Regions from separate parts of the Mus musculus genome. Here region 2 is linked to region 1. Evidence: chromatin contacts called from ENCODE Hi-C data. All regions are on one chromosome and are shown on one strand. The core of a region is the stretch at or near the end of the contact, and the rest is flanking DNA. Distances in the headings are between cores, read along the strand shown. Region 1 holds the start of Ptpn4 (protein tyrosine phosphatase, non-receptor type 4). Region 2 has its middle 24 kb from the start of Gm28209.

Region 1 (4,404 bases), core at 1,687-4,186:
AAAACTTTGTTACATGCAAAAATCCAGAAAAAAATACCAAAACTCAGCTCAGTTTGTAAACCAGTATATTTCTATCAATAAGCAAATTTCATTGATGAGTAACAATGTCTATTTAGCTACATTAATTCATAATGCATAGACTTACATTCCTAACAAATTCACAAATTTTGCATTCCTAGTATGAAAAAAATTCAAACAGACCTTTAAACCATTTGCCCTTAAACATCTACCAAACAAGACTAGACTCCTACATGTTTTTTAAGGTTTCTTGCTTTTAAACAAAAAAAACTCTCAGAGGAGGAAAGAAGTGCTCTCAGTAAGCATCTCCTTTAAATTATCTAATTCGTATTTTGCTCCTTAAAGATAATTCACTCAAAAACCTAACTACTGGTCTCCCTTTCAGAGTTAAGGAAAGGCCATATATACTAAATAAATAATCCACACTATACATCATTTTAGAACTCTATTTGCAATACATAAAATTAAAACATTTCAGGTATACAAACCAGAGTACTTAAGAATCAACAGAGTTCACATAAGTTTTCTTAAAATCTGAAAAAAGTTTCTATTGCTATCACACAAAAATTTATTACTGTCTCATTTTATATACTAAAAAGGTGGCACCTATGCCTAAACTGATAAAAATCTTATTAATAAGATTCTATAATTTTATTAAAGTTCTTTTAAAAATAATATCCACAACTGGTCACACTAGAACCGTTCAAGTGAATCTTCCTGAGGCTGCATTCTAAGTACATCCGACCCAGAAAGTATTTTTAGCAAATGTGTTCAATAGATGCTGGTGTTATGCCTAGCTTAAATTAGAAATTAGTGTCATAAATTTAAAGCAACAATGTTACTAGGAACGTTTTAAAGCTACTAAATTAGGACATGGTGGGGGAGGAGAGAAGACTTGACACAATTTACCACCACCTAGAAGCCATTAGGAACCCAAGATGAGAACCAAGTGAGTATATTCAATCATCTGTTACTACTTTTGAGGAATCTCTGATCTTCTACCTTAACAAACTGTAACCAACTCAGTATTAAGAAAAACTATTAAACCAGTGATGATTCCTTGTGTTTAAAACAATCTTTTTAGCAAATGTTTAAGGAGCAGGTAAATACAAAACACTGTCATGTACTCATGTACACATACAAACATAACTACGTAGATCTTAGAAATCAAGATCACATTCATGCACATGTGCTATGACAAAATATGAACAAAGATAAGAATGCCATAAAAATGTGAAGAGACACAAAAATAGCTTCTGTGTTAATTGGAGCAGAAATGTATTCTGACAAAAAAGGTGGCATGACTGATCGTATGAGTGAATAAAATGGTTCTAGACAGCTCATAAGCTTCTCCTTGTAAACTGGCTTTTTCTTTAAAAGAGTATTAAATTTGTAATCCTCAAATTCAAGATTTAAATAATATATCTAGGTTATAGTCTACTAGGTACTCTGAATAATTGTTTAAGGTCATCCCTCCCGTTTTGGAAAACAAGTTTTCCCCTTTGACACACTTATGTTTGTTCACAAACCCAGGGTTCTCAAAAGGCTGCCATATTTGCCCTTCCAGTCTTCTAGTCTGACTTTACAAGTCAGATACATTAGCTTTTCTTGTTTTTCCTCCACAGCCATCTTTTAAATGTGACCAAATAACTGTGTTATTTCATCTGGACCCAAGATCTGGTCACACACTCAGTATTTCTTGAATTGCTTATTCCAAAAGTTAGGTATGACTAGTCCTCCTGGAACAGGCAGTTTTTAAAACCCCCTACGTAGTCCTTGTCCACACTGATGTCACTCTGTGATGCAAAGCCAAACATAAAGTCTCTGACATAAGTTTCAGGGAAACATCGATATGGATTATCATTGAAACTGTAAATTGTTCCATTACTTTAGAAACCCCAGCAAATGCATCCATACATGCATTTAACTACCTACACACACACACACACACACACACACACACACACACACACACACACATCTAGCTTTTCTTGAATCTCTGATTGAACTGATTTCCAGAAATCGTCCTGGGACAATTGAGGTGTCTACGCTTTGGTAAGCACAGTTCCTGTCCACAAAGGATAATCATACGCTCCATTTTTCCTGTAAGTAACTATAAAACAAACATTGACACCGAAACAAAAATGTAAAGCCAGAAAGCCACAAATGACTGTGCTTAACATTTTACAAAACCCCACAAACACCGATCTGTTCTTGACTACATACTCACGCTGAATCTAAACATCATGAAGGTAGGGACGATTCCAAAGCAGCATGAAAAATCTAAGTTCAGATGTTCTACATCTCAACTTTTTGGGCCCAACTACTGATTCCTAAAAGCAAGTATAATACTAGCAAGTCACAAGAGACTTTCAAGTTCAATGGAAGATAGCGTGTGTTCCTACCGCGTGCGGAAAAAAAATAAAGATGCTTATATGAGTCAATTAACCTAACATTAACAATTAGAAAAAAGAATCCCACAAATGAAATACTGAAGATTCTCCAGCCTTACCTTGAGTTTAGGAACATTTCATCTCCGCATCTATTCCACCCCTTCTCCCGTGCACTCATCCCTAGCAGATTTCAACTATAAACCCCAGGAAGATTCGAGTGCTCCGACCCACTAAGAAAAGGGAAGTCGATCGGGTAGTCTGGCCGCCCGGCTCGGCGAGCTTCAGGTGCGCGCCCACGACCTGCAAAGGGGGCCCAAACAGGCCGAGCGAAGGACCGCCCCAAGCGCCTCTCTTACCTTCGTTATCACAGCCGCGTCCTCCCGGCTGGAGAAAGGGGGGGGGGGGGGGGAATCCAAATACAAAAAGGCAGGAGGCCCCGGGCTCGCGGCCGGGTGAAAGAAGCGCGTGGTCCGCGTCGAGGTGCTCGCCCTCAGCGTCCCGAGAACAGCCGCCGCCACAGCGGCCGCGCCACGGCCGCGGGCCGCCTGCACCCCGTCATCCTGCGGGGCTGCGGCGGGGCTGGCGTGCGCGGGGAGGCGCGCGCTCGCACCTCGCGGCGAGATGAGCTAATCCCTTCACACGCGCCCCGAAAGTGCCGCGGTCCCCGCAAGCTGCGGGCCGAAGTCAAGTCTCTTTCAAGTCCCGGAGCCCCGATTTCTGACAGCTCCCGGGAGTCTTAAAAGAACAATGTCGCGTCCGCGGAGCAGGGAAGCGCGCGCGGCGTGAAGCGGCGGGTGACTCCAGGGAGGCGGCTCTGTGTGAGAGTGCAAAGGAGAGCCTCGGTCACCCTCCTCCTCCTTCTCCTCCTCCTCTCCTTCCTCCTCCTCCCTCGCCTCCACCGCCTCCTCCGTCTCCTCCTCCTCTCTCAAGCACACCCCGTCTCCGAGGCCGCAGCATAGCAACCGAACATGGCGGCTGCGCAGCCCCCGACCAGTCAGAGCCCCGGAACGGCGGCCTCGGCAACAGGAGGCGGTCTCGCGAGAGGTGAAGCCACGCCCTCTGCTCCGCCTCCTTCCCGCCTCCTACCCGGTTTCGGAGCGCGGGCGCCTGCCTAGAAGCACTGGTACTCACAGGTGCGAGAGAGACGGGATTTAGCGGGTTGGGAGGGGAGGGCGTGGCTCTGTGTCCACACCCCATCGCCAGGCAGCGATTGGTTCCTTGACTGTCAGTTCTGCCCCTCCTCCCTCTTCTAAGATGTACTTACTGACGGACTCTAGGGACACAAAAGAGGGGCAATAGCACAGAGTGGGGAAACTCGACCTCCTGGCATCAGGTTGTCCCAACTAAGTGCTAATAGAGGGTATAGGCTTTGAAGTGCAGTTTTCAATCAGTTCTCCTAAACATAAGGCCCTTGAAAACAAAGCCTAAGCAAAAGACGTTTCATGGATAAAACAAAGGATAGGTGCTTTCTGTGTGCAAGGAACACTGCTTTTTAAATCAAAGTCGTTCAATCATTTTAAGAATGAGGGTTGGTATTATCATGCCATGACCTTGAGGAGGGTATACCCTTAATATTTTCTGGGTAATACAAACTTGATGATGATAGAACATTCCTATAGAATAGGTGACCTCAACTAGGATCAAATGAAGGAAGGGTAAGTTGGGAGGACCCTCACATTTCCTCTTTGCTTGTTTTTCGTTTTTGTTTGTTTGTTTGTTTGTTTTACATTTCTTTATTTTGTATACACCTAAAATATGTGTGTCCATCTGTCTGTGTGTCTGTCTGTCTATCAGAGGACAAGGTTTGAGAGTTGGTAATCCTATGTGGGTCGCAAGGATTGAGCCAGACTTGGCAGCCAATTCCTTTCCTTTATCCTTTGACCCACCTCAAAAGTCCTTGACGTTTTTACCCACTTGGGGGTGGGGGGGGTGCCCTTTTCTGTGGCCAGGGTTCTTGTTAGATCTTAATCTCAATCTCTGTCACTAGAGACCT
Region 2 (5,011 bases), core at 2,224-4,723, 42 kb after region 1:
ATTTCTGGAGATGGTTATGGTTTCAGGACCAGCAACCCATGCTGAAACAAGGTTCTGTTGTTTTCTGCTCTCTCTGAGACAGTGTGTGTGTGTGTGTGTGTGTGTGTGTGTGTGTGTGTGTGGTGTTTGTGGGGTGTCTGTATGTGGGGAGTGTTTCTGTGTGTGGGGAGTGTATCTGTGTGTCTGTCTGTCTGTGGAGGGTTGTCTGTGTGTAGGGGTGTCTGTATGGGGGTTGGGTGTCTGTGGGGAGTGGGGAGGGTCTGTGTGTATGGTATCTCTGTGTGGGGGAAGTGTCTGTAGGGGGTTGTCCAAGGGTCCACTTTTAAGCCATTGGCCCCAGGAAACATTGAATACCGGGTGACACACACCCCAGGGACTCCATGCCAGCCCTGCTACAGTGCCTTCCTTCCCTGTTGTTTTCTCCCTCTGGGCCTGACCTCAAATGGTCCAAAACCAAGCCAGTAAGTATGAGAGGCTTGGAGAGAAAAGCTAGCAAGTCAGACCCAGCCCCGCCCCGCCCCCGCCCCCAACCCCATGCCCAGCAGTGTCAGGGCATGAAGCAGGCTTAGCTTATGGGAGGCTGAGGCTTAGGCTGCAGCTCTGCTCCTTCTAATGTTTACAGTTTGCTTGTATACCCGCCTGAACATTTTAAGTCACTGCAAAGAGACTTGAAAGGGCCCAGAGAGAGTCCCTGAGGGACAAGAAGGAATGCTGGCATAGGGCAGCAGGCAGACTGGGGTTGCTGCTGACTGTCCACTGCTCAGGGAAGCCATTTCTGTGGTTCCTGCATGGAACAACACTGTCTGCCCTGCTCAGGCCTCCTGCCGTGGACCCCACCTTCTTCTCTAAGGGAAGAGTCCATATCCCTTAACTGGCACAACACGGTCCTCTTCATGAATCAGCCCTGTAAACCTGTAGCTTGCCTGCCACGGCAACACGCTGTGATAGGCTCTTTGTATACGTTTTCTTCCTTATAAGGTCCTTATAAATCCCCCTGAGGCTCAGAGAGTAGAAAGAATTTGTCTAACTTTTGAGCAATAGAGGTGACTTGAGACCAGCTTCATCTATATCTGTCACCCAGGCCTTTGTGTACACTAAACACATCCTGTCACTGAGCTATACCCAAGTCCCAGCTTCCATGACAATTTCATACATGTGCATAATGTATTTCTATCATAATTTCTCTTGTCTCCCTCCCACTCCCTCTTCTTCTCACAAGTCCCCAACTACCTTTCGGTCCTTCTTGAGTATGTGTGGCCCACTGAGTTTCATTAGGGTTATGACTACACCACTGAAGGAAGTGGCTCCTCCTCCCCCAACCACCATTAACTGCCCCGAGTTCCTTGGAGACAGGTGGAGACTCAGGAGCTCCAGAATTTAAACAGACACCCCAAATAGCATAAGCAAAAGAGCCCACTTTGGTTTTTTTTCTTGTTATGCAAAAAAGAACAATTCCTGATTTCATGTGGCCAGCTGCCAGCTCCCTTGCTAAGTGGGCATCTTTACACTGGGGTCCTGGTAGGGTAGCTGTTTCCCTCTTTCCAGGCCATAACTACAATGTATAGTGTGTGTGTGTGTGTGTGTGTGTGTGTGTAGGGGCATGTGTATGTTCTTTTCACAGAAATAATATGATAGAGAATTGTAATATGGTAGAGAATTGTTTGGAGTCCAGTGTGGTTACTCTTTAGTTAAGTTGACCCTCATGACCTTGCCTGGGGTTCTACCCACGCTTGATCATGTGATTTCCTGGGAAGAAGAATACATCCTGGATTCTAAATAGCAAAAATCCAAACACACTGTTGGGATGCTGGCTTATTTGTGAGTTAGGGAATGTCTGCTGTAAACTGTTTTATTTTGCATGACAAGAAAAACAAACTAGGCTTTTTGGTTGTGCTATTTGGGGTGTCTGTTTAAAATAAGACCGAAGGGAGGCTGTCTGCCCTTTGTCCATTGGAAAGGCATCAACTTTGGAATCATTAACTTATAGGAGGCCTAGGGATGCGCCCAGTTGGTAAAATGCACGCCTCACATGTCTGAGGGCCTGGGTTTGAGTGCCAGCACTGCAGCGCTCTAGAGGTAGATGCAGGGGGATCAACACCTCATCCCTGAGCTACACAGTGAGCTCCAGGCCATCTGAGGCTAGTGATAAAAAACAAACACAAAACCATTTCAGAGAGTCTGAGGATAACTATGCCATCTTAGCTAGGCTTTTCTATTGCTGTCATAAGATACCATGACCGTAAGCAACTTGGGGAGAAAAAAAGATTCACTTCATCTTATAGATTGCAGACCATCATCCAGGGAAGTCAGGGCAGGAACTCAAAGCAGGAACAAGGAGGCAGGAACTGATATAGAAGCCATAGAGGAGTCACTGCCTACGGTGAGCTCAGTCCTCCAACATCAGTCATCAATCAAGAAAATGCACCATAGACTTGCATGCACACGCGCGCACACCCACACCCACACCCACACCCACATATTTATGTATATATGTGTGTGTGTACATATATATATATATATATAATGTATGACCTGGAGCTGGGTAAATGGCTCATCAGGTAAAGTACAGGCTTGAAACAGTATGAAGACCTGATCCCCAACAGCCATGGAAAAGTGGATGTGGCCACACATCAGTCGCTCCAGCACCCAGGGAAGAGACAGGTGGATTCCTGGATCTCTCTGGTTAGCAAGTCTATCAACTGGTGAGTAAACCTGTTCAGTGAAAGACCCTGTCTCATAAAATAAGGTGGAGAGCAACTGAGAAAGATACAGGAAGTAAATGTCTGGCTCCACGTGCCCACGTGCTCATGAGCTCACATGCACTCTTGCTTGCACTCTCTGTCTTTCTCCCTTGCCCTTTTATTCTCCCTCCACCCCCCAAAGACACACACACACACATCGCATCCCCACACCCCCTCAAACGCACACATGCATATACATATAGGCCAGCTCTAGCCTTAGCCCTCCCCTATGCCAGGCTTATGACCTTGGATGTGCCACTTTAGTCCTCTGGGCATCTACGTCTCAGTCAGGAAAAATTCAGCAGTGATCCTAGAAAACCCTCGCAGATTCTAAGAATCACAGAGACCTTCGGGTGCAGAGTTACAAATAAGAGGTCTGCTTGGGACCCCCCACTACTTTCTTCCAAGTCCCTCTGTCAGCTTTTAGAAGAAATATCTCCTCAGTGGTGTTTTTGAGCTATGGCAGAAGGCAAAAAGGAAAAGTCAGGTTCTTTGGGGTGAAATGGAGCATTTAATGATGGATAAGCAGAAAGATGCGTGATAGGCCTTTCTCTTGTGTTGGGTGTTTGGCTAATCTATCAGAAAATCCTGGCATGCTAGTGACAACCCACACTGAAAAGGGCGGAACTTGGCTCCCCTGCCCTTCCAGCTGTAAGAGCTTGGAAGAGAAGCTATGGGGAAAGCGTCTTTCATTTCCCTCTGGAAGCTGGGGGAACGCTCGGCTTAGCATTTGCCAACTGTGCAATGTGGGCTGCCTTCTAAAAGAGGCCTTTTTTGTGGACATCTTTTAGGCCACAGTACCCCGTTGGCATTCATGGCCCCTTGGAACAAGGCCTGCTGGAAAGTCTGGTACGAACTGCACCAGCATGGTAAGAAACTCACTTGCTAATGGAGGAAAGGCTTCAATGCGTCCTCAGGGTCCGTAGTTAAGCTAAGATCTCATTTGCCTTCATGCTTGTTTTCCCTCCATCTCTCTCTACAAGTGTAGCGTATACCATGGACACTTAGAACCAGTACACCGAGAAAACAAAACCAAAAGGAGATAAAGAGAACCAAGAAAACAGGAAGAGAAAATCAAAATCAAAGAGGACCACAGCTGTGTGGAAATGAAGGTCACACACTTGTGATAGTTGAAATTCAGATTCAGTGTCTGAAAATACTGCTAGCATCAAAGCAAGAATGGGCTATGCTGTTTTTCCAATGCTTCTTAGTATTAGGGAGGAGAAAAGAGTCTGATAACTCAGAGGACTACTCGTTTGGCCATACTTTCAGTATCTATTAAATGCTCACCACACACAAAGGACTATCAGAGATGAAGGGCTACAGGCCACTTGCTGAAGCTCGGCAGAGCCTGGGGAAGACAGTACACCTGCATACTCACTGTGTGTCAAACACTGTGCCTTTAGATGTGTGCCCGTTGTGTGCATGCACCCTGTACACTTAAGTTATGTCTGTGTTATGTCAGACGCTATGCTTGCCTATGCGTGTTTGTGTGTGTTTATGTGCATGGATGTGCTTGTTTGTACATATGCAGGTGCGCCTGCACAGGGACACCAGAGGACAACCTCAGCTGTTGTTCCTTAGGTGCCAACTACCTTTTGGGTTTTAATCTTTGAAAAAAAAATATGAGGGCCTGGAGAGATGGCTCAGCAGTCTAGAGCACTTACTGCTCTTATACAGGACCCAAGTTGGACCCCCAGCATCCACATCAGGCAACTTGTAACTCTGTATGCAGGGGGTCCTCGAGCATCTGCAAGCCTGTGGTACACATAAACTCATGCAGCAAGCACACATACACATACAGACGGATAAAGACACCTTTTAAAAAGATTTCATTACATTTATTTGTTTATTTATTTACTGTGTCATGGTGTGTTTGTGTATGTGTGTGTGTATGTGTGTGTATGTTTGTGTGTGAGTGTGTGTGTGTGTGAGAGAGTCTGTGTGTGTGAGTGTGTGTGTGTCTGTGTCATGGTGTGTATGTGTGTGTGTGTCTGTGTGTGAGTGTGTGTGTGAGAGTGTGTGTGTGTGTGTGTATGTGTGTGTATGAGTGTTTGTGTGAGAGTGTGTGTGTGTATGTATGTGTGTGAGTGTGTGTGTGAGTGTGTGTGTGTGCAGTTCAGAGGAACAATCTGTAGGACCTTTATTTGCCTAATCATCTCATCACACCTACTTTGGGTTTTTTTGGAGACAGTTTTTCACTAGCCTAGAACACACCAAGTAGGCTAGGTTAGTGAGTTCCAGGGATACACATGTCTCTGCCTCTCTAG

What was found. Hi-C counts contacts between places; a loop is a spot of excess contacts on that map.
Region 2: a map of left cerebral cortex shows a loop between it and region 1 (2.1-fold over the local background). The contact joins the enhancer-like site here to the promoter of Ptpn4 in region 1. A Hi-C loop is called at or near these places in 3 of 37 maps with a recorded cell type or tissue (gastrocnemius and left cerebral cortex).

Annotation. Positions count from the first base shown.
Region 1 is chr1:119,834,135-119,838,538 of GRCm38, forward strand. Ptpn4 (protein tyrosine phosphatase, non-receptor type 4) reads right to left here and starts at 2,937. Exons shown (of 27, transcript NM_019933.2): 1 at 2,768-2,937.
Region 2 is chr1:119,875,666-119,880,676 of GRCm38, forward strand. No RefSeq gene overlaps it. Among named protein-coding and RNA genes, the nearest start is that of Gm28209, 24 kb to the right of the region's middle. Within about 2 kb of position 3,474, at least 1 of the 3 ENCODE cell types and tissues checked has a DNase peak (open chromatin) inside an H3K27ac peak, as active enhancers do; it is gastrocnemius, where a contact is called at or near this core.